2 separate regions of the Homo sapiens genome follow, and region 1 is linked to region 2. Evidence: chromatin loops called from intact Hi-C (ENCODE). Cell type or tissue: CD14-positive monocyte. All regions are shown on one strand. Links, peaks and the distances in the headings refer to the core of each region. The heading gives the core; the rest is flanking DNA. Region 1 has its middle 48 kb from the start of FOXQ1. Region 2 overlaps FOXF2 (forkhead box F2).

The links. A loop is a pair of places that touch in the nucleus more often than their neighbours do. Peaks named below come from ENCODE experiments on the same cell type or tissue, not always from the same donor. Only the 100,000 strongest peaks of a DNase experiment are listed, where the experiment ranks them.
Region 1: a loop joins it to region 2, with 5 times the contacts of the local background. A loop is called at or near these places in 3 of 110 quality-filtered maps.

What each region holds. Positions count from the first base shown.
Region 1 is chr6:1,257,396-1,269,930 of GRCh38, reverse strand. No RefSeq gene overlaps it. Among named protein-coding and RNA genes, the nearest start is that of FOXQ1, 48 kb to the left of the region's middle. In CD14-positive monocyte, for the core only: a CTCF peak has its summit at 6,635; a DNase peak (open chromatin) is centred at 6,610; H3K27me3 peaks cover 2,522 bases.
Region 2 is chr6:1,392,755-1,405,289 of GRCh38, reverse strand. FOXF2 (forkhead box F2) reads right to left here. Exons shown (of 2, transcript NM_001452.2): 2 at 9,687-10,594. The coding sequence ends at 10,431. Among named protein-coding and RNA genes, the nearest start is that of MIR6720, 8.6 kb to the right of the region's middle. RefSeq lists a silencer at 3,257-3,406 and an enhancer at 4,755-5,256. In CD14-positive monocyte, for the core only: CTCF peaks have their summits at 7,916 and 8,117 (motif pointing right); a DNase peak (open chromatin) is centred at 8,099; H3K27me3 peaks cover 5,000 bases.

The DNA of each region.
Region 1 (12,535 bases), core at 3,639-8,638, 130 kb after region 2:
AGCAGGAAAACCACCCCACTCTGTAAGGGATAATCAAATACATAACAATAGAAAAGAGAAAAGTGCAGAACTGCATAGACCTCAGAAGTAGCAAGATGCAGAGGGAGTCAGCCTGTTTAGGCTCTTTTTTAAAAATAAAATACTTGCTAAAGCTCTTCTCGGGCCATAGGTCCCAAGGTTTCCAGTATTTTTGACAGATGCTAATCCTTCTAATGCCCTGGGAGGCGCTGGCATCATTTATATGTTGAAGATGAGAAAATTGAGAAGGGTCTTGTGATTTGTGCTGAGGTTAAGGAGTCAAAGTCAGAGATGAGAAAAGATTTTATTATTTTAGGCTATTTGAGTCACTCTTTGTTAATGGAAACAAAACAAAACCCCACTTAGTAATCAAAGCACCACAGGCTTAGCGAAAAACGTTTAATTTGTGGGAACTCCCATTGGATATGTTGGTGAGCTAGGTAGGAACGCATTAAACCTGGTCAGGAATGAGGGGAGGAGAGCCTGGACCATGCTGGCTTGAGCTCCCTACCCTCAGTGGGGCAAGGGGAATACCTCCCAGGGTTTCCTGTTTCTTCCCCGTCATGTTGAAGTTCATCTGCCAATTTTTGAAGCCCTTCATAATCCAGGCCCATCACACTTCTTGGTGGGCACCAATGCTCAAAAAGCCCTGATGACTCTCCCACAGATAGGCTGGGCTCATCCCCTCTTGGCGCATACTACCAGCTAGTAAGGAAGAGAGCTCTGTCCACAGCGCATGCTAAGGGTGCCTGTGCAGTGTCCCATTTCATTCTCATACAAACAAATTGAGGTTGTTACTATCATTGTCCCACTTTATAGAGGAAATGGAGGCAGGGAGCCTCCACCCAGCTTACCTAAGCTCATGTAGTTAGTAAAACCTTTTACTAATAAGTAAACAAGCTTTTTACTAGCAAGCCTTTTAACACAGGACTAAATGTTCAAAATTAGGCTCACAATGCTGCATTCCATGTCCTGCAGTTCATGGAGTTCCTTTCCCCATTACTTTCCCTCTCAATCCAAGCCTGTCCCTCTTTTGGGCTCCCAAATGCTCAAGATCCTCATCAGTGTTCCATACAGCTACCTTCAGGAAAAGAGCTCCCATCCCATCTCTTCTGGGTTACTTGAGAAATTTGTCTATAGTGTGCAACTGTCATCCAAATGTGTCCTCTCTTGCCTGATATAGTATCCTATGCAGTGCTTCTCCAACAAAGCTATAAGCTCTTTAGGGAAAACAAGCATGTCTTCATTTCCCATAGCAGGGCTGTAGATAGACACTCAACACATACTCGGTGATGGATCGATTCAGGTCCAAGTCCAGCACCGTTTATTTACTTAGCATCTATAGCACCAGGCGTCAGACTGCGGATACAGAGATGAAAGACATTCCCTCTATCAAAGAACTTCAAATTCCAGTGGAGCAAGCCGATTAGCCAACAGTTACAATGCAATGTGATTAGCATGACCAAGGAAGGCCCAGATGAGGAGAGTCCTCTGGGAAGGGCTCGGTGAGAAGCTCACTTTTAAACCAGCCCAGCCTTTTGTTCTTTTTTTTCCAGAGACATGGTCTTGCTCTGTTGTCCAGGCTGAAGTGCAGTGGCATTATCATAGCTCACTGCAGCCTTGAACTCCTGGGCTCAAGTGATCCTCTTGCCTCAGCTTCCCAAGTAGCTGGGACAATAGGTGTGCACCACCACACCCAGCTAATTTTTAATTTTTTTTTTTTTTTTTTTGTAGAGACAGGGTTTCACTATGTTGCCCAGGCTAGTCTCGAACTTCTGGGCTCAAGCGATCCTCCCACCTTGGCCTCCCAAAGCTCTGGGGTTATAGGCATGAGCCACCGTGCCCGGCCCAGCTAAGCCTTGAAGGATGAGAGGAAACCAGAGTTCATCAGGAGGAGGCTGGGGAAAGCTAGGGCCCGGCACACAGTGCACGTTCTGAAGCTCAATGCATCTCCTGGGGTATTTCACCACATCTTCCTCGATGTGGCTTTCAACTACATTTAAGACCGAATTCTGCTTTCTTTCTATTATATTCATGAAAGTGTGGGGCCTGTTACTCAAGGGCCAGCAGTGATGTGAGGAATGCCAGGGCCGAGCTCACAGAGGAAGCGAGGCGGCAGAGCTCCATGCTCCACCTCCAGGGTCTCAGTGCCTTTTTTCCTGTGCAAAGTCGATATCCACTGAGAGACTTCAGCGTTTGCCCCTAAGGCTCAGATAGGCCACAGTGATTTTTTTTTCCCTATGAAATTTAAAAACAATCAATGTCCAGGGTGGACTTGGGGAAATCCTGTTTCATATTTTATCCTGAATGACTTCAAAACAAACCTGCTTTTATCTCTAAAACATTCCTTTCAGTTAAACACCTTGTGGGGCGCTTTATTGCTCAGTCTATTCACAATGGCAGTTTTTATAGAGACCCTTATTTTCAAAGAAATGCACACTGCCTGTTTACCTAATGGGCCAGACAATGACTAAGGGGCAAATTACATAAAGATCATTACGCGGACTTAGCATGTGCTCTCGTCCTGTGACTCACAGGGCAACTTGTTTGTGTTGCATTTATGGGCAGAGGTGCTTTAAAAAACATTTGATAGAGCAAGAATTGTGAAAGAATGCCAGTCATCGAAAACTTCTGCCCAAAGAGGGATGCTTTGACGGCTAGAGACAATGCTGTTGAAATCAAAAGTGTGCTGGGGTGCCACAGAGCTTTCCACAGCCCGACTGCCTCAACATGGTCCTTGATCCTCTGGGAGAGCAAATTCCAGGCTTAAACAGAAACCACCACTTTAGAAGTAGCCCAACTTCTCTCAAAGCACCAGCATTTATAATGCTTATCCTTGGCTGGGAGACCAGGATGGGGAAGAAACACCTTTTGTGATGCTGAGGAAGTAGTGAATAAAAGTGTTCCTGACTTCCATGGGGGATTTTTTAAAAATAGCTGGTGCTATTTTTTTTTTTCCTTTGAGACAGGGTCTTCTTGCTTTGTTGCCCAGGTTGGAGTGCAGTGGCTCACTGTAGCCTCAACTTCCTGGGCTTAGATGATCCTCCTATCTCAGCCTCCCGAGTAGCTTGTACTACAGGCAGATGCCACCATGCCCAGCTGATTTTCTGTAGAGACAGGGCCTCGCCATGTTGCCCAGGCTGGTCTCTAACCTCTGGGCTTAAGCAATCCTTCTGCCTTGACCTCCCAAAGTGCGGGGATTACAAGTGTGAGCCATTGTGCTGGCCCTACTGATGCTATTCTTTTTAATTATGGTAATATATATATAATATAAAATTAACCATTTAATCATTTTAGGCACACAGTCCAGTGGTGTTAAGCACATTCACACTGTGGGAAACCGTCACCACCATCCGTCTCTGGGCTTTTTAGTCTTGTGAATGGAAACTCTACCCATTGAACAATAACTCCTCCTCTCGTGACCCTGGCAGCCTCCACTGTACTTTCTGTCTCTATGGATTTGCCTACTTTAGTGCTTCCTATAAGAGGAATCACACAGCGCTCATCCTTTTGTGACTGGCTTATTTCACTGAGCACTATGTCTTCAAGGTTTATCCAGTGGTAACCCATGTCAGCGTTTCCTTCCTTTTAAAGGCTGAATCATATTCTGTTGTGTGGATGGACCACAGTTTGTTTGTATCTGTTAATGAACACTTGGGTTGCCCAGGGGGTAGATTTCTATTCCGTATCTTAACAGTTGAATGAGCGTGTAGGGCCATGAGTGTCAGGTGTGCTTGGCAATTTGCAACCCCGCCACCAGCTTTTTGCTGCCGAGCCTCCATGGTGTTTGAGTAGCACGTCCTTTAGGAATCACACCTGCAGCTTATGTCGAGTCCATCCCACTCCTGGATGGATCTCTCCTACCTGCAAGACGATTGGCATCACAGGTGTTTGCTGGTGGTGCTCGTTCCAGTGTAAGGTCAGTGGCCTACAAGGAAAGGAAGCTCTTTCCACCTTGGCCTCGAGTGTTGCTCTGTTCTTTCAGCTGTGCTCAACAGCTAGGAAGAGTCCAGGCTGGGACCACTGGGACCCGTACCCTTGCTCCTTCTTCCCCTTCATTCCATGGAGTGCTTTCCCTCTGCAAAGATCACATTTACAAGACTTCTGTGCAAATGAAATGACTTGATTTGGAATTTCTTTGTGATTAGGAAGATATTTCAATGTTGTTTTAACTCTTGACCTCAGGCTAACATGTAGGAGCCAGGATTCAGTTAATCCATTAATGCCTATAAGAGAAAGTTCTAATTTACTTTTGAAATACATTGCAAATGTGCCTTGTACTAACCTTCCTAATTATTATTTTTTCCTTATAGACTAAGAGTGAAATTAGCATTTGCATTTTCTAAATGAATTGGTGGACAGAGAAAGGAAGTCAGTGACATCCTTGGGTATGAGAAAAGTCAGCCCAGAGTTGGGGGGGCTTATAAAATTGGGAATGGCTGGAATGGAAAACCCGTTGGGTTCCACCTAGCGCCCTCCCCCTCCCCACAGACTTCCCCTACCCAGAGAGTGGCTGGAACACACCAGACCCTCCACAACAGCATTTTTAAGGCAGCTTTCAGGTATTCAGAGAAAGACAGACTCTGCGATGCAAGTTTTGGAAATTTGGTTCCACAAAGTTAGTTTTTCTTTTTTCTTTCCTGGAGCAGAACGCCTCATAATTGCTCATTCAGCAATTTTCACTGGGTGTGGACTGTGTGCAGGCTTTGTATAAGAAACACCAGTATGTTCCTGCCTTCCTGGAGACTGAAGTCTGGTGCAGCTCATAAGATGCTAATTTCAAAGGGGGTGATAAAGTAGGCAGGGTCCCCAAAATGCTTAACAATGAAAGGAGACTCTCTTGGGAAAACATTTCCTTTCACACGTGACTCGTGGGGTGCACTTTGTATTTGTGTTTTGTTTTAGAGACAGGATCTCTGTCACCCAGGCTAGAGTGCAGTATCACGATCATGGCTTACCTCAGCCTTGAACTCCTGGGCTCAAGTGATCCTCCCACCTCAGCCTCCAGAGTAGCTGGGACTACAGGTACATGCCACCACACCAAGCTAACTTTAAAAAATGTTTTTGGTAGAGATAAGGTCTCATTATGTTGCCTGGGCTGGTCTCAAACTCCTGGGCTCAAGCTATCCCATCACCTCAGCCTTCCAAAGTGCTGGGATTACAGGTGTGAGACACTGCGCCTGCCGGTGCCCTTCGGATGGCACTGTGGTGCAGTGAGGACGTTAAGTAGAAACTCGGTGCCATTATGGTAATAACTAGCACATGTCAAGCAGGCTGCATGTGCCATTTCTCACCATCATCCTGATGGTTGGAAATACTTTCATTTTACAGCTAAGGGGACTAGAATTCAGAGCACTTAGGTAACTAGTCCTAGGCCATCTGTTTTGTTTGGTAACAAGGAAAGCCATGATTGGCATCCAAGTCTATTTGGGTCCAACACCATTGTTCTTCCATTTTCTTTCCCTAATTCTCTCCCTGAAAAGTTTACGTCTTGGGTTAAAGAAACCTCAATTCTAGTCCTGACCTGTCTGCTAATTAGCCCAGCAATCTTGACCCCTTCAAATTCTCAGAGTTTGAATCCTTAACTCTAAACACAAAGAGTTAAAAGGTCTGTGCTTACAGTATGTTGTTAGGACAGATTAAGTAAGGTGTGCTCTGCCACTTTGAAACATACACAATATGTACAGTGCTATCTGCATTCCAAGCGTCAAATATTATTTGCTGAAGCAGTTCAAAGGGTTGGCCGTGTTCGATTCAGCTGGATCCAACATGTGGACGGTATGTGTAGCCTTCTTGAGGCCAGCTGTGCTGCTCATGTCGTGGAGCACTGAAGTGGACAGTGTTCCTTCAAGATCCCCACCGAGGAGGCTCTCCTCCTCTCAGGCTGCACCTGACAATGACCTCAGCCTTCAGAACCACTCGTTAAAGGATTTTTTTAAAGAGTGGCAACACCCGAAAGCTCGTTTATTACTGTCTCTGCCTCCTGGCGATGATGCCACCTACACACTGAAGAATGATGGCAAAAATAACACACAACAAACCAGGGAAAAAATGTAAAAGGACCCCTCTGTGCTGAAGGCAGAGATTACTGACCTATTTGTAATAATTTTAGATGGCACTCTGATCAGGAAGATTGTGGTTTTGCAAACACAGAGGGTTCTTACATCACTATTATATGGGGAGCCCTTCTTTCCTCTGGAATCCAAACTGATAAGCGGCATGTTTGTTGGTCTACGGGAGGATTATGGGCTCCGTAGTTTTTTTCCTTTGGTTTGATTGGAATGCTTTACTGGATTGGAATGAACAGGCTGGAATTCTGTGGCTGTAGTGGAGTCCTTCAGCACCATAAATTCATAAAGCTGACCCCAAGAGACCTGAGAGCCAGTGCTTCCTGTTAGCTTTGGTGGAGACTAGGGAGAGGTGGCAACAGCCCTGCAGGGAGCCAAGAGGGGAAGAAAAGGTAGGCGAGGGCCTACCTCCCTGTTTCAGGGAGCGGGCAAGGAGTGCCGAAGATGAGAAAGGGCTGGGGACTGTGCTTGCAGTAGAGTGGACAAGTTCCTCCTTGGGGACCGTGTAAGGACAGCAGCTCTGGAGTGCCCCCTGCCTTCCGCCTTGACCTCCCAAAGTGCTGGGATTACAGGTGTGAGCCACTGGAGGATAGAGGCCTCTGTCCTCCATAAGCCCAGGAAGCAAAGGGCAGGCTAGCTCCCATAGATCATGCCCAGATGAGTCTTGGGGTGTCAGAGCCTAGAGGCCTCATCAGGGACCATCCCCTGCTTTAAATCGGTCTTTCATGTGGCAGGGTTGACCAGCAGGGCATGGGCACATTCATCAATATTTGCTAGAGCGGCGGGGCCATTGTGGCACACGCACAACACCAGGTTCACAGGCACAAATCATGTGAAAGCAAATTCATCTTTCTTCTGACGGGGCCACTAGACTGGTAGGTCAAGGAAATGCTGGAGCCACAGTGGTTGCATCTGGCACAGTCTCTCGTGATGATATCCTTGTGTACAAAATAAAGGCATGTGGGCCAGAGGTGGTTGGGGTGGCCGTTCCCTGGCAGGTCCAGGGAATACACCCAACAAAGGCTGGTCTAAGCCATGGCCAGCAGCGGCTTTCACAGACACTTCTGGTGCTGAGCTGCGAGCCTTAACTGTGTCCTGCTCAGTGGTAAACCACACGTTTTGAAGGACAGTCAGGATCAGGAGCCGAAAGGGCCTCACAGCACAGGTTAGAAGAAAAGGCTGAACAAGACAGAAGGCCATTTTATTTTCTAATTTTTATTTATTTTTCATTGTATATTTTTAAGGCATGCAACATGATGTTTTGATATATGTATGCATAGTGAAGTGAATGCCACAGTCCAGCCAGTTAACATATCTGCTATCTCATGTCATCACCGTCTTTTGCAATAAAAGTGCCTAAAATTGACTCTCTTGCCAAATATCCAGAGTATAAAATACAATATTCTTATCTATTAATGTCTACAATATTATTATCATATTGTATTAGAATGACATTTTAAAAGGTTAAATAAAAAGGCTCTTCACTTGGGCTCAAAGAATTAACTGCACTAGTACCCCAAGGGTGCCATGGCGCTTAGTAGCAGTGAGGATGACGAGAATCCAGGGCTTAGGGCAGGAGGTGGTTTTCATATGTTTGTTCCGTCCATCTTTGGCTACATTATGGTGGAATATTTCCTAGAATGCTGCACTGCCTCGCCTTCTCTGGGCTAGGGTAACCACTTTTGGAGTACTGGCATTCAGTTTTAGGCATCATATTTAAGAAGACAAAGACAGAATAGACCCAAAGCACAGGGACCAGATTGCAAAAGGCCCTGACACTGCCTCCAGAAGAATGACAGAGAACCTAGAGGGTTCACAGCTACTATCGACTCTGAGGACCAAGGAAAACAGGGCAAAGCTTGTGTTGTAAGACTACAAGGGCAGAAGTGGGGTGGAAACTAAGAAATTCTCCAGCATTCAGAGCTGTCCAAGGCAGGATGGGCTGTCCTGGGAAGCAATGAGATCTCATCACTCAGAAGCTTGGAAGTAAACTGGGCCTGCACCTGCTGCATGTGGAAACAGTGCTTTAAGTATTTTAGGGCTGGTTTGTCTGGGCCATTCCTCCAAACCCTGGGATTCTATGAGTCCATGACGAGTCAAGAAACTGAGGATCTAACCTTAGCTTTGCCACAAACTATCTTAGTGACCTTAAGCAGAACATTTCAATCCTCTCCATCTCATTTTTATCCTCTGCTAAAATAAGAAGTTGGACAGGATTCCCTACAATGTTTCATTAATTCATATATTCTACCACCTTTATCACCATGTGCTGCAGTCTCTGCAAAGTGCTGATAGTTTGTGATCTCCTCCTTCTTTCATGTACACCAAGAAAGGGGTTTAGGAGATAATGTCTTAACTGACATTGTAAGACCTGCACCCAAGGTCCCGCCATTTCTTTTGGACGTTGGCCTCTTTCTATTTGGATTCCTCTTCTTCTGTATTTTGAGATCAATTGCAGCAGACTGGGAGGGCAACCACATTAGGAGCACCCCCTTCTCCTTGGGGGATACATCCCAAGACCCCCAGTGGATGCCTGAAACCATGGATAACACGGAACCCTATATATTGTATGTTCTCTGTTGTTTCCTATACATACATACCTATGATAAAGTTCAATTGATAAATTAGGCACAATAAGAGGTTAACAACAATAACTAGTAATGAAATAAAATAATTATAACAATAAATTGTAATAGCTATTACATATTATTACGCGTGTGATTGTGGTCTCCCTCTCAAAATACAGGCAGACCTCAGTTATATTTGCTGGGTCTCCCTCTCAAAATACAGGCAGACCTCAGTTATATTGCTGAGTCTCCCTCTCCAAATACAGGCAGACCTCAGTTATATTGCTGGGTCTCCCTCTCCAAATACAGGCAGACCTCAGTTATATTGGTGGGTCTCCCTCTCCAAATACAGGCAGACCTCAGTTATATTGCTGGGTCTCCCTCTCCAAATACAGGCATACCTCAGTTATATTGCTGGGTCTCTCTCTCAAAATACAGGCAGACCTCAGTTCCATTTGCTGGGTCAGTTTGAGATCACTGCAGCACAGTGAGCATCACAGTAAAGCGAGTCGTACAAACTTTTGGTTTCTCAGTGCATATAAAAGTCATGTTTACACTGTACTGTAGTCTATTAAGTGTGCAACAAATAGCAGTATGTCTAAAAATGTACTTAAGTTAATTAAAAATACAAAAATTAGCAGGGCGTGGTGGTGGGCGCCTGTAGTTACTCGGGAGGCTGAGACAGGAGACCGGCGTGAACCCGGGAAGCGGAGCTTGCCGTGAGCCAAGTTTGCGCCACTGCACTCCAGCCTGGGCAAGAGAGCGAGACTCTGTCTCAAAAAAAGAAAAGAAAAGAAAAGAAATAACCGACCAAATAGAGTAGAAGCTACAACCCTTCACATAAACCATCGTTAATGCCTTCAAAGGGAAGAAAAACAACAGGAAAGAAGAATTAAACACTCAAACAAATTAGAATAACTTCTTAAAATATTCTTAGAATCATTTTTACTTATTTTCTCTGCTGACATAAGCCTTACCATCGCTTTCTAGAACCACGGGCTCTCCCCTGTAGTAAAAATTACAGTAGCAGTCAGGTGCGGTGGCTCACACCTGTTGCTCACACTTTATTGCTAAAAAATGCTGATTATCTAAGCCCTTCAGTGAGTCACAATCTTTTTGCTGGTGGAGGGTCTTGTCTCGCTGTTGTTGGCTGCTGACTGATCAGGGTGGTGACTGGGGTGGCTGTAGCAATTTCTTAAAATAAGACAACAAAGAAGTTTGCCTCAGCGATGGACTCTTCCTTACATGAAAGATTCCTCTGTTGCACGTGATGCTGTTTGATAGCATTCTGTCCACAGTAGAACTTCTTTCAAAACTGGAGTCAATTCTTTCAAACCCTGCCACTGCTTACTCAACTGAATTGATGTAATATTAATATTCTAAATCCTTTGTTGTCATTTCAACAATGTTCACAGCATCTTCACCAAGAGTAGATTGTGCTTCAAGAAACCATGTTCTTTGCTCATCTATAGAAGCAACTCCTCATCCATTCACATTTGTTCATGAGATTGTGGCAATTCAGTCACATCTTCAGGCTCCACTTCAAATTCGAGTTCTCTTGCTATTTCCATCACATCTGCAGTTCCTTCCCCCACTGGAGTCTTGAACCCCTCAAAGTCATCCATCAAGGTTGGAATCAACTTCTTCCAAACTCGTGTTAATGTTGATATTTGGACCTCCTCCCATGAATCATGAATATTCTAAATGGCATTTACAATAGTGAATCCTTTCCAGAAGGTTCTTAATTTACTTTTCCCACATCCATGAAAGGAATCACTATCTATGGTAGCTACAGCCTTATGAAATGTATTTCTTAAATAATAAGGCTTAAAAGAAGAAGTTATTACTTGATCCATGGGCTGCAGAATGGATGTTGTGTTAGCAGGCATGAAAACAATGTATTAATCTTCTTGTACGTCTACATCAGAGCTCTTGAGTGAATAGGTGCCTTGTGAATGAGCAGTAGTATTTTGAAAGAAATCTTTTTTTTCTGAGCAGTAGTTCTCAACCATGAACTTAAAATACTTACAATACCATCCTATAAACAAATGTGCTGTCATTCAGGCTTTATTTTTCCATCAATAGAACACAGGCAGAATAGATACAGCACAATTCTTAAGGGTCCTAGGATTTTCAAAATGGTAAATGAGCATTGGCTTCAACTTCAGGTCTCCAGCTGCATTAGCTCCTGGCAAGAGAGTCAGCCTGCCCTTTGAAGCTTTGAAGCCAAGCATTGACTTCCTCTATTCTAGCTAGGAAAGTCCTAGATGGCATCGTCTTCCAACAGGAGGCTGTTTCATCTATACTGAAAATGTATTGTTTAGTGTAGCCTCCTTCATCAGTGCTCTTAGCTAGACCTTCTGAACAATTTGCTGCAGCTTCTCCATCAGCACTTGCTACTTCACCTTGCACTTTTATGTTATGGAGATAGCTTCTTTCCTTAAACCTCATGAAACAACCTCTGCTAGCTTCTAACTTTTTTTCTGCAGTTTCCTCACCTCTCTCAGCCTGTACAGGATTGCAGACAGTTAGGGCCTTGCCCTGGATTAGGCTTTGGCTTAAGGGAATGTTATTAATGGTTTGATCTTCTATACAGACCATTCCGAATTCCTCCATATCAGCAATAAGGCTGTTTCACTTTCTTATAATTCGTGTGTTCACTGAGTAACATGTAATTTTTTTAAAGAGTTTCTCTTTGAATTCACAGTTTGGCTAACCGGTGCAAGGAATCAAGCTTTTGGCCTATCTTGGCTTTTGACATGCCTTCCTCACTAAACTTCATCATTTATAGCTTTTTATTTAAAGTGAGAGACATGGGACTCTTCCTTTCACTTGAATACTTAGAGGTCATTGAAGGGTTACAAATTATCCTAATTTCAAAATTGTTGTGTTTCAGGGAAGAGGGAGGCCTGAGAGGTGGGAGAGAAATGGAGAAAGAGACGGTTGCTGGAGCAATCAGAATGCACACATCCCTGTCTTCTATAGTTGGGGTTTGTGGTGCCCCAAAACAATTACAATAGTAACATCAAAAATCACTTGATCGCAGATCACCATATCAGATATAACGAAAAAGCTTGAAATATTGCAGGAGTTACCAAACTGTGACACGGAGACACGAAGTGAGCACATCCTGCTGGAAACATGGTGCAGAGAGACTTGCCCGACTCAGGGTTCCCACAAATCTTCAGTCTGTAAAAAATACAATAGCTGCAAAGTGTGACAATGTGAAGCACAAGGAAACAGGGTGTGCCTTTGCTGTGATATTTTCAGATAGCGATGACCTCAGGTGGCTGAAACCTCAGAAAGTGAAACCGTGGATGAGGGGTTACTGTTGTTTTTTTTGTTTTTTGAGGTGGAGTCTCGCTCTGTTGCCCAGGCTGGAGTGCAGAGGTTCCATCTGAGCTCACTGCACCCTCCTCTGCCTCTGGGGTTCAAATGATTCTCTCAGCCTCTGAAGTAGGTGGGATTACAGGTGTGCACCACCATGCACGTCCAATTTTTGTAATTTTTAGGAGAGATGGGGTTTCACCATGTTGGCCAGGCTGGTCTCAAACTCCTGAGCTCAAATGATCTGCCCGCCTTGGCCTCCCAAATTGCTGAGATTACAGGTGTGAGCCACCACACCTGGCTGCTACTGTAATTTTTACTGTAGTGGAGAGGCCGTGGTTCTAGAAAGCCATGGTAAGGCTTATGTCAGCAGAGAAAATAAGTAAAAATGATTTTAAGAATATTTTAAGAAGTTATTCTAATTTGTTTGAGTGTTTAATTCTTCTTTCCTGTTGTTTTTCTTCCCTGTGAAGGCATTAACGATGGTTTATGTGAAGGGTTGTAGTTTCTACTCTATTTGGTGGGTTATTTCTTTCTTTTTTTTTTTTTTTTTTT
Region 2 (12,535 bases), core at 5,409-10,408:
CGCTGGTCTGGCTCTCTGAGAGCCTATTTAATCTGGAGCTTACTAGGGCAGGGGAGAAGGCCTGGGGTTGTGGACCCAGAAATCAAGTATATTTCTGTCCAGCTGTGAGCTCGATTTATAACTGTTATGGTTGAATTATGTTCTTCACACTCCCACCTCCCCCAAAAAGTATGTTGGAGTCCTAACTCCCAGTGACCTCATTTGGAGATAAGGTCTTTACAGAGGAAACTGAATTAAAACAAAGTCACTAGGGTGGGCTCTGGTCCCGTATGACTGTGTCCCCATAAATAGGGGAGATTAGGACAGATACACACACAAGGAAGAGCATGTGGGGACACAGGGAGAAGACACCGTCTGCAAGTCAAGGAGAAGGGCCTCAGGAGAAACCAACCCTGCTGATACTTGGATCTTGAACTTCCAGCCTCCAGGACTGAGATGATAGATTTCTGTGTGTAAATCACCCAATCTGTGGCACTCCGTTGCAGGACAGACCTAGCAGATGCCCTATGGCTTTTCTAGGCCATAGCCTCTTCAGGGCTGCTATCTGGAAGGGACTCCTGGGGCTGTGGGCGGGAGACAGCCCACAGCCATCTCTGGGACATTATCTTTAGTGTGTGTACTTGTGTTATTCCCAGGGCACAGTAAGGAACAGGGCTTTCCCTATAGCCTGGAGGGGCCTGTCTGTGGGCTTCACTGATCTGGCGGCCAGTGCCCACTGTGAAGACCTGAAGCTGGAGCAGCCTCCTTACTTGGCACTGCTGCTCAGTTGCTCCTTGGCAGAGATTCACATCCGGGTGGAGGACTCCCAGCCCGGCGACCTGCCCCATTCCTCTTGGGATGGGGACTTGCTTGAAAAGGATGGGTCATCTAAGAGGAAGAGGGATTGCCCTTGCTGATCAAACCCTGTTCTTACCATTGCAAGGGGACACCCCATGTTCAGAGCCTGAGTCAGAGCCCTGGGACCTCACCGCTTCCTGGAGCCATGACGTCCTCTCCACACTCCACGCAGATAGCTGGCCAGCCTCGGCTCTGGGCTCCTGGAGGAGGCACCCTCCCTAGCCTGTTCTGGGAGATGCTGCCCTGTGCTGTGGTTCCAGCTGGGGGCCTTGTCCATGGCCAAGGGGCTTGGGTTGGCCTCTGAGAACAAAAGCAACCTTTTAATTTAAAAGAGGCAGTTCTTCCTGTTTCTGGGATTAGAGCAGGGTTGTGATTAGAAAAAAGGAAACTTCAGAAGATGATGAAACCACTGTGGTGGATTTGGAGATTTGGGAGGATGGCAGGCGTGATGGGATGTCAGCCTTTAGTGCTTGCAGATAGACCCACAACTGAATAGCAGATTGTGTGCGAGTGTGTGTGTGTGTGTGTGTTTGAATGTTGCTGTGTGTGTATGCATGTGCGTGTGTGTGTCTCGGTGTATCTGCATGTCTGCATGTCTACATGTATGTCTGTGTGTGTCTGTGAGTGTGGGTCTCTGTGTGTATGTCTATGTGTGTCTGCGTGTCTGTGTGTATCTATGTGTTTGTGTGGCTCTGTGCATCTGTGTGTATGCATGCATGCTTTTGTGTATCTACATATCTCAACATATGTGTCTGTGTGTGTCCCTATGTCTCTTTGTGTTAGATGTCTGTGTGCAAGCGTGTTTGTGTGTCTTTATGTCTGCCTGTCTATATCCTTGCTTGTGTATGTCTGTGTGTGTATCTGTATCTGTGAGTGTCTATGTGAGTGTATGTGTCAGTGTGTGTATCTGTATCTGTGAGTGTCTATGTGAGTGTCTGTGTCAGTGTGTGTGTTAGTGTCCGTATTTATACCTCTGTGAGTGTGTGTGTGGATCTATGTCTGTGTGTGTGTGTCTACATCTGTGTGTGAGTGTGTCTGTGTTTATGTGAGTGTGTCTGTGCCTATGTGTGTCTGTGTCTATGTCTGCATGTGTGTGTGTCTGCGTGTATGTCTGTGTCTATATGAGTGTGTGTGTCTGTGTCTATGTGGGTGTCTATGTCTTTGTGTGTGTTTGTGTGTGTATTTGAGTGTGTGTCTGTGTTTGTGAGTCACTATGTGAGTCTGTGCATCTATGTGTGTCTCTGTGTGTGTCTATGTGTGTGTGTATGCGTGTCTATGTCTGTGTCTATGTGTTTGTGTCTGTGTGTGTCTATGTGAATGTGTGTGTGTGTCTATGTATTTGTGTCTATGTGTTTGTGTGTGTCTGTGAGTGTGTGTGTATGTGTGTGCATGTGACTATGTGTGTCTATGTCTGTGTGTGTGTCTGTGTCTATGTCTCTGTGTGTGTGCCCATGTCTCTGTGTCTATGTCTGTGTGTCTGTGTGCGTGTGTCTATGTGTGTGTGTTTGTCTGTGTGTATGAGTATGTGTGTGTCTGTGTATCTGTGTGCATGTCTGTGTGTGTCTATGTCTGTGTGTCTGTATGTGTGTGTCTGTGAGTGTGTGTCTGTGTGTTTCTATGTGAGTGTGTATGTGTCTGTGTGTATATGAATGTGTCTGTGTGTTTGTGTCTATGTGTGTCTATGTCTCTATGTGTGTGTCTGTGTGTGTCTATGTGTGTCTCTGAGTATGTGTATATGAGTGTGTGTCTGTGTGTGTGTGAGTGTGTGTACGTCTCTCTGTGTGTTTTCTTTAGGCCGTGGCTTCCCTGTGCTTGGCCTGGAGCCCCGGGCGTCCTTGGCTTTGTCCTCTCCCGGTCCTGCGGGCGGCCCCGGCGTGGCCCTTACTGCTGGACTACTGTATCTTAGAGCACAGGGCTGTGAACAGCCTTTGCCATCATGCCAAGGAGCATATTGACAGCTGCCCTTGGAAGAGGCCCTGGGCAGGTAAGGCCAGGCGGCTCGGCTGCACCAGACGTCCAAGGCGCAAAGGGACATGTCCCTGTGACCTGAGTTCCCACAGCCTCATCCTGCCGTGGCGTGTCCGTGCCTTTCCTTTTCTGTGTCCCTCCCTCCTTGAGCTCCTGCCCTCATGCTCGGCTCTCTCTCTTAGAAAAAGGCCTGAGTAACTGATTAATGTGGAGCTATGCCTGGTGCCTGCTGGGCTGTGCGTCCCTCCTCTGCAGAGTCTAGGGGTTCAGCGTCTGCTCCCAGCTTGAGGGAGATGGATCTAGAGCAGCCGTCACCTAGGGAGCCCCAGAAGCCCCTGCCGCCCCAGGCCCATCCAGAAAGCTCGCTGTTAGGGTCTGGGGTGAGTTGGGGAGTCTGCTCGAGTGTACTGGGGTGTAGAAGGCTTGCCTGACAGCTAGGAGAATGCGGCTGTGGCCATAGCTTCCCCACCTGTAGACGGCTGTCCTGGAATGAGGGCGACTGTAAACGCAATCCTGCTCTCCAGCAGCATGGCCTGAGCATTAGAAGAACCAGGGGAGCTTTTTTCTTTTTAATTTTTAATTGACAAATAATTTTGTGTATTTATCAGGTACGATGGGATGTTTTGAGCTACGTATACATTGTAGAAAGAGTCAATCAAGCTAACACCATCACCTCACCGACTTCCCGTTTTTTTGTGGTGAGAATGTGAAGAATCTATTCCTTTAGCATACATTATTATTACTATTAACTGCGGTCACCATGGCACACAATAGATCACTAAAACCTACCCCTGCAGTCTACCTGAGACGTGCCCTATGGTCAATACCTCCCCTTTCCCCTTTCCCCATCCCTTCTTCTCCCCCAGCCTCTGGTAACCACTTTTCTACTCAGTTTCTATGAGATCGACTCTTGGATTCTCCATATAAGTCAGATCATGTGGTAGTTGTCTTTCTGTGGCTGGCTTATTTCACTTAGCCTTAAGTTCTCTGGTTCCATCCATGTGGTCTCAAATGACAGAATTTTCTTCTTTTTTAAGGCTATGCCGTATTCCAGGGGTCCCTGACTCCTCTGCCCCGTCTGTGGAAAAATTATCTTTCATGAACCCGGCCCCTGGTGCCAAAATAATTGGGAACCACTGTCATATTCCATTGTATGTACAGGGAATTCTAAAAATCTGTTCATCAGTTGATGGGCACATAGGTTGATTGCATTTCTTGGCTGTTGTGAACACCGCTGCAGTGAACCTGGAAGAGCAGACATCTCTTCCGCATACTGATTTCAGCTCCTATGGAGCGTCCTCCAGAAGGGGGGCTGCTGGAGCCTCTGGCAGTTCCATTTTTAGTCTACAGAGAAGCTGCCATACTGTTTTCCAAAATGGCGGTGCTAATTTACATTCCCGCCAACCGTGCGCAAGGGTTCCTTTTCCCCCACATCCTCGCTAATACTTATTTACTTTTTGTCTTTTTGATAAAAGCCATTCAGATGTGTGTGAGGTGGTATCTCACTGTGTTTTCATTTGCATTTCCTGATGAATAGAGAGGTCGGACATTTTCCCACAGACCTGTCGGCTGTATCCAGGGAGCTGTTAAAGTACACCTCGGCCTACCCCAGGTGACTGTGTGAACTGGCCGGATGGGCCACGGGACGGCCGCAGGGGGTTTTTTTTTCCCCCTGGAGCTTGCTGGGCTACTGTGCACTCACTCAGGCTGTGAGCAAGTGTGTCATCCAGAGTGAGTCCGTCAGCGGACCTGGTGTCTTTGGAATCCCTATTGAGATGCCAGATCCTGGCCTGGTTCCCTGTGTCTCAACCCAGCTAAGCAATTCTGTTCTGACAGCAGGTCCAGTTCCTCCCCTCCTTGAAGAACAGCTCTTAGCGGGGATTAGCACACGGCGCGCTGGGGCCCAGTCAGTCAATCAACACGGTCTACCGACACTTCCGCTCTGTGCTGCGTGGAGCTGCTGAAGGAGGAGCGAGGAGGCAGGTCTTCCTCTCCCCACACTCCAGGCTTGGACTCCACCTAACTCACAGCGGTTTCCAAATCTGAGGGGGAGGTGCTCTGCCAGTTTGGGGAGGTGAGGCCGTGCCACCCGGCAGACGAGTCACTGCCCGGCTGTGACCGAGCCTCCGTTGCCAGGCTGGAGGGTGGAATGGGCCCTTCGGAGGGAAAGCTGTCCCGCTGTCCGCTCCGTCTGTGCTCTCGTGAATACAGTTAAGCCCACAGGCCTGGCGATGCAGCCGTGGGATGGCCAAGGCTCCGTATCTCACACACGTCCCCCAGGACATGGAGAGATGAATATTTATCAGTTGGATTGCTGTGGACTTGGGGCACTCTGAACTCAAAAAGAACTTCCAGGACTTTCATTTTTTCCCCAATGACCTTGACGTCTGTGTGCCCTGGCCCTCCCTGGCCATGTCTACATTTGTGGTGTTTTTTCTTGCTAAGATAGTGTTTCATAGAGGCAGGTTTGGTAAAATGTATTTCCGTTCGGATAAAATATATTAAAATATATTTCCATTCTAAGTAAGTCAGTGCCTGTTTTGAATTAATCACCATGATGCAGAGTAATTAGGTATAATACGAATCTACAAAGAGAGTGTTTCTTTTGGGAAGGAGCTGCTAATTCCCTTTAATGCCATACCGTGGCCTATCCTAGGGACCTGAAGATTTTCCCCAGAAATCGGACTTCCACTTTCTAAAATCTAAGTCAAGATTGTTCTCCCTAATTCTGTATAAGTCGCTGTGGCAGTTCAGAAAATTTGATCATGCACAACTAGAGAATTCACTTACTTCCCCAGAATTCAGGCCAAGCCAAGTAAAACAGAAGTCCATGGGTCTTTCAGCTCGTGGGTTGGCACTGGGGACCTGGAGAGAGAATGGTGGCCTCAGAGGACAGGAATCCAGCTTCCAGGGCTGCCTCTCAGCTCCAGGGACAGGAGCTCAGGAAATGTCTGCAGACTCCTCCTCTCCAGACCTCTTTCCCTCCTTACCTCCCTCCCCCTGCTTCCCTCTCCTCCTCCTCCTCCACCCTTTCTCTCCCTCTGTCTCTCTCCCTCCTTCCTCCTCCTCCTTTCTTCCCACACCCTCCACCCATCTTTGCCCTTCCTCTCTCTTTCTCTGTGTATCTCTCTTTCTCTCCCAGTCTCTCTTCTTTCTTTGTCTCTCTCTTACCCCATCTCACTCCCTTCCTATCTCCCTCTCTCCCTCCCTCCCTCTCTTTCTTCTCCGTTTCTTTTCCCTTTCCTTCTCTATGTGTCTCTCTTCCTCTCTTCTCTCCCTCTCTCTTCCTTTCTCTTCCTCTTTCCCTCTTTTTGACTATCTTCCTCTTTCCCCTCCTTCTTCTCTGTCTCCATCTCTCTCTTTCTCTTCCTTTCTCTCCCTTTTCCTCTCTCTGTCTCTCTCCCTTCTTCACCCACGGTTCTGCCTACCCATTCATATCTAGGGATCACTATTGCTATCCTCTGAGATCACAGCCCCCCTTCTTTGCCTTTTCTCTGTTCTACCCTCAAAAGGTTTTATAACCAATAATGGAGTTTCTTTTCCTGTCTGCTCCCATTACTGCCTCCTTCTGTTTGTAGAATTCTGACTGGCTGCTGTGTGCAAGTACCTAGACTTATTGTTCCACTGAGGCAGGTAGACTTCAATGATTCCATCTGACTCCTCTCTGCAATGTTTACTACAATAAAACAAGAGGCCTCATTGCTTTGAATAAAAATGGGGAGATCCTACTTTCTGGCCTAGGGTTCAAAATTAAGCCTTGCATTTTCCTAGGGGCCCATAATCAATCACAGAGGCATTTAGATGGACAAACTATTTGAAAAACCTTTCCAGATCTTTGCTTAACCAATTAATAGGCTATCCTTAATACCTATCCATTGGAACCTATAAAAAGATCTGTAATCGAAACTGCCTTTCAAGAGCTGCAGTTTTCAGAGTGTGGTCCCAGGACCAACATTATCAGCATCACCTTCTTTTATTAGTTTATTAGGAATACACATCTTTGAACACAACCTTGGACCCACTGAATCAGAAATGGAGGGTGGGGTGGACCCACAGCCTGTGTTGAACAAGCCCTCCAGGTGATTCTGATGTGCACTCAAGTGTGAGAACTGCTGCTTCAGAGGGAATATTCCTGCCACTCAAAGATCTGCAGTGTCAGTTGCAAAATTCTTAGAGGCAGTGTTGGAGAAACGAGGGAAATAAACTGAAATCAGAAGACATGGGTCAAACCCCCCAAAGTCATGACCTAGTCAGGAGCTAGTACAGATCTGTAAATAAGGTCAATATCAGCACCTCAGAGGGATATTGACAGAATTAAGTAAGATAGCCGTGTGAGATTTGGTAAGACAGCCACGGTGCCCAGCACTTGATGCATGATGCTTAGTAGTTCCCTGGTCTTGTCTTTATGTATACAGCTCCAATGAAACCAACAAAAAACAATAATTATTATAGAAAACAATAAAATCTTTTAATATACCACTTTATTCCGCCAATGAGCAGAAAACCTAAGTTCAAAATCCATTTGACGAAAAAACAGTTGAGGTATTTATCCCTAGTTGAGTTAGTTCATTTATTTTCACTTATAAAGGTGTAGCACTTTTTTTCAATTTAATCACTAACATTTGAGCAACTTTTAAAGCCAAGCACTGCATGTTTCTCCAAAAAAAAAAAAAAAAGGGTGAATATAAATGAGTCTATGTGTACGTGTGTGTCTTTGAGGGACAGTTAGGAGAGAAACAATTTTGACTCAAAAGGAAACAAAACAACAGCCTTATTTGGGGAGAAATGTAGAAATGAAGAATATACGTAGCAAGTCAGGGCTTTAGCATCTGCTGAGCATGGTCAGGCCTGTTCTTACTGAATTGTGATCTGGTTTCAGGATGAGACAGTAGGCGAAAAGAGTAAAATAGAAAAAAGCCCACGCCTGGGCAACGAGGCAAGACCCCGTCTCTACAAAAATTAAAAAATTAGCCAGGCATGGTGGTGCGTGCCTGTGGTCCCAGCTACTCAGGAGGCTGAGGCGGGAGGATCACTTGAGTCCAGGCGGTGGAGGCTGCAGTGAGCTGAGATCGTGCCATTGCACTCCAGCCTGGGCAACAGACCACGACCCTGTCTCAAAAAAAAAAAAAAAAAGGAAGAAGAAGAAAGAAGAAAGCAAAGTATTTCCTAAAACTGGAAACCATAACTTATGAAAGTGAGATACTTAAAAATGTCTCTATTGGAAGGCACCACAAAACGGGTCATTTTGTCAAGTTCTTGCGCAGCTTGAAGGAATCATTGAGTCGCCTTGGGCGGATCTCCTCGCGCCACCAGGGGGCGCGCTGGGCCTCCCAATGCGGCCAGGCAGGCAGACGCAGTTTTCGTCTTTGAGGTCCTGTCATTCTCTGTATAAACAAGTTACGTTCAAGTGTTTAGGATATAAATTACGACCATGCCGGCTGCCTCGGAAGGAATGTAAACACAGCACTGTGGTCGGAGCAAACTCTGAAACTGACTTCATAATTTATAGCAGGCCCCCGAGTAGCTCACTATAAAAGAAAATAAAAAGGCCTTATTTAACTGCAAATATGATAATGGAGAGACAAAAAATGTTTAAATCACTTCTTAATTTTAGAAGATATAGGAAGGAAACCTAAAGATTAGAAAGATGGTTAAGACTTTCGGAAACAAGATGTTTCACTCAGGAGACGCTCTTTGCAGTGAAATTCACTTAGAATACAAAAACCCTGGGGTGTGAAACAGTTCCCTACGAATACCAAGAGTCTGGTGACTGACTGGGAGAAAGACCTTTTAAGGGATAAGAAACAAAGGTGAGTTTTCCAATCAAGAAAGAAAAAGCAAAAAACAAAAACAAAACTCCAGCCCTGAATTGGAGAGGAAAATGCACAGCATGATTGGAGCAGATAATTTCTCTGCTTCTCTCAGACCCATTGTCCCCAACATGGCTCGTGATGGTGAAGGGCTGCTGGGACAGAAGGTCAGTCCTCCTGCCTAGTTGGCCCATTTTGCTCTTCCATCGGGAGCGTCACCAGCTCTGCCTGTAACACTGGTGACTGGGAAATCTAGCAGGAACAGAAAAAGGGGCTGAGGGGTTCCCTTGTTAAATCCCTGGTTAAAAGGGAGGAGTGGGGAGAGGAGGCCGGGAGGAAGGAAGGGCTGAACCGGCTTGCTATGTGCCGATGCTGAGCAGGGCCAGCCAGGCTCTGAATTGGAGGGTGGGACAGGCCGCAGCCACAGAGCAACGTGTGGGGAGTCCAGCTTCTGTATTAAACTCCCCAAGGAAGTTAAACCCCCTGCTGGGAGCCTGCCCCCTGCAGCTCAGGGATCCCCCTGCATTCTTCAGATCTGAACCCCATTTCTGACAGCATGTGACCGCCACCCATAACAAAATTGCAACGTGCAAAGGGAAGAAGCAGGGTGCTGTTCTTTGGGCATCCAACCCTGGAGGGGGGCTTACCACTGTGCCCCACATCTGTCAACCCATGCCAGTCGGGAGGGAGAGAGGGCAAAGGGCAGAACACTCCCCGGGCACAGGAAAGAAAACAGAAGGGGCACAAAATTGGTTTCCTCAAAATCAAACCCTGGTCGGTATCTTGCCTGGTTTTCTTTCTAGTTCCTTTCACCTTCTGGTTTTTGTTTTGCCAGAAAAAGCTGGGGTGAAGTAAAGAAAGAAATAACAGAAAACGTTTCTTCCACTGTTTTTCTCCTGAGAAGACTCACAATCAGAACCTGGCCTGTGTTACTCAAGGCACAGACCCCACACCATGTCAGTTACACCACTGGAGGGGGTGTGGGTAGAGTTGCACAGCTGCCTGCCGGGGAGGAGAAACTGGCATCCATTGCTCTCAGGGTGCCCGAAGAGAAAATCAGCCCCTAAAACAACTATTTGTTATATACATTTTATTGAAAAAAAATTTTACAACAAAATATTTTGGCAAACTGTAAAAGTATACATAAGTGCAAATATATCCTCCTTTTAAAATACAAGCAAAGTGTGAGTATACACGGTCATAAAAATATCTTTAAAATATGGTGGTAGAAAACAACCTTGTAAAAACGTTGTATTGTCACAATACTGAAAACCACTTTCTTAAACTAGACACATTGTTTCTAAATAATTCCTTAATAATGTTCTTTGGCACCTGTATCCAAATGTAGTGTCTGGGGAAAATGACTCTCCCACTCAGCTAGGCAACAAGAAGAGGCTTTCTTGAAATCTTGTGCTTAGCACTGCCTTTTTGAAAAGCACACAAGTTTTCTTAGACACACACACACACACACAACTTGTCTGCTTTTTTCACACCCTGATTACTGAAGGCAACGAAGATCCCACAGATACACGTTGATGCCTTACGCATGGCACATCTTCCCACCTGAGTCTGCCCTCTCCCTCATGTGGGAGCCTGCAGGTATTCAGATTGGGGAACGCTACCTTGCCAGCGGTTGTCCTTCTTCCAGCAGTAGGCAAATAACAGTGACCAACGCGATCCTGGGCATTCTGGCTAAGTGGCAGGTGTGTGGCTTACTGCTATCCGCGTGCATGTGACTTGAATCCGTCCCAGTTTCTATCTGCCCCCTCTGAGGAGGGGAGAGGAGAGAGCGGCCATCGCTTGGCCTCTTTCCGTTCACATGACGCAGGGCTTAATATCCTGACAGACGCTCTGGTGGTGATGGTGATAATACGACCCGCTAGCTGAGGGATGGAAAGAAGAAATCCCATTGAAGTTGAGGACGAAATCTTTTCTGTCACACACTGGAGTAGAGTGATGCTGGTAACGGGGCAGTCCCACTGAAAGAAGAAAGAAAAAAAAACCTCTTCAGAAACAAAGTCATCCAGTGGATGGCAGGGTGTCTTATTTTGCCTCAGAGTACAAAAGGTGCTGCTGTGCCTTTTAGTAAATTGCTAGACAGCTGGTAGAGAAAGCCCAGCTTTAGAAGTAGCTCAAACACACCAACTGCACGTCATAGAATTGCTTTGGAATCATTATGTTTTGTTTTGATGCTCGCACAAACACAGAGCAAGTTCCCCCTCGAGGGGGATTCTTATGTCCTGGAATTCCAATTTTATTCTCTGAGGCTGGGGCGTGCACTTTAATCTCAGAATGAGCACAGGTACCGGACAACTAGACCCAGACTCTGGTTCCGGGTCTCTCCCGGCAGAGCTCCTGGCCTGTGCTGCCCTGAGCCCTGGCTTCAGGGAGGGCCAAGCACCCTACCCCAGAAACACCACTGCGGCCTTCTTTCTGAGCCTTGTTTCCCAACTAACTGGGCCGGTCACAGCAGCGAGCGCAGAGGACTCCCTGTGCCAAAGGGGACGATAGAAAACAACCCAATCGCAAGATGAAGGGATGGGGCAGAAAAGCACGCCTCTTCTCCTGCCCCTCCGCAGGCATCTTCGTGGGTCCCGAACGTCTTAGACTTCCTCTAGAGAAGCCGGGACTTCAGGGCGCAGAGAAATGCCCTTTGGTCCGAAGCATCTGGCAGCGCGAGGAGTCCCTGAGGTAGCCCCAGGCTGGAGGGGGACAGAGAAGGCCTGGACCCTGCTCTCCCGGGGCGGCTCCCCGGTCCCCGGCCTGCACCGGGCCGCTTGACCTCCACCCGCCGCCGGCTTTTGCTTTTGCTTTCTCGGCGCCTCCTGGCCCCGGGGCGCAATCGGCCCGCAGTGCCCTGCGCACTGGGCCCCAGAGGCTGCTGGACCGGGCCCTCTCGGCACCGGGCTGCGTTAGGTCCATTCGCCCGGGTCTTTTCTTAGTTAACCGAGTGGTGTGGGGACCATAAAGTGCACGTCGCTTCGGGCCGGATTCAGTTTTTCAGTGCAAGAAAACCGTAACCACGGCCCGCCGGGCTCGGGCCCTGCTCTCGTGGCCTCAGCCCCGCCGTGTCCCCGCAATGCCGGAGCGAGGCGGCTGCTCAGGGGCCGCTGCCTACTTCCTTGCCCGCAACACCTACCCGAACACACCCGGCGCTGCGCTAACGCAGCTGCCCTGTCCCGCGAGCCCCGATGTGTGCGCGGCGCTCTGCACACAGGTGAGTTCCCTCGTCGCGTTAAAGCAAGTTCTGATGGCAAGTCCTGGACCACAAAATAGCAGGCTCGGGAGGAGAGAGGGCGAGCGCTCACACCTGCCCACGAAGGCGGCCGTCGGCGCTTTGATGTGCTGAGCGGGATGACAGAAGCCCGAGCTCCTTCCTGAAGTGCTCGCAGGGCTTAATGGAGAACTCCAGGGCAGCCCCTGCGCCGGCAGGGGCACATGGACCATGGCCACCAGGCCCAGGAGCGGAGGGCGCGGCCCTTGGGGTGTGCTGGGGGAGGGAGGGTCGTGCTGGGTGTGTGCGCGTAGACATGTGCTGATCTGTGTGCCGGGGAGACTGCCTTGGCCACCCCCGCGCCTCGCCGGGCCCCCAGGCCTCAGTGGGCGGCGCGCTCCCAACTAGGCCCCGCGGGGTCCCGGTGCATCCGGCCGGCTCCTCCGAAGCCTCCACCGCTGGCGCTCCAGGGAGATGGCAACAGGGCCGGGTGGGTATCCTATAGGGACGGGAGCAAGACAGCGAGGAAGGAAGGGCAGAGGGTCCCTGTCGGGCGTCAGGCCCGAGCTATTGTCTCCCCCGGGCGTTCCCAGACTCGGTCGGGGGTTCTGCGAGGCTCCCAGGGAAGGCCGGCCGCGGGAGGCCGCTGGGTAGGGGCACAGAGGCCGGCTTGCTTTGCTGGGCAGTTTTCACCCCCTCCAAGACA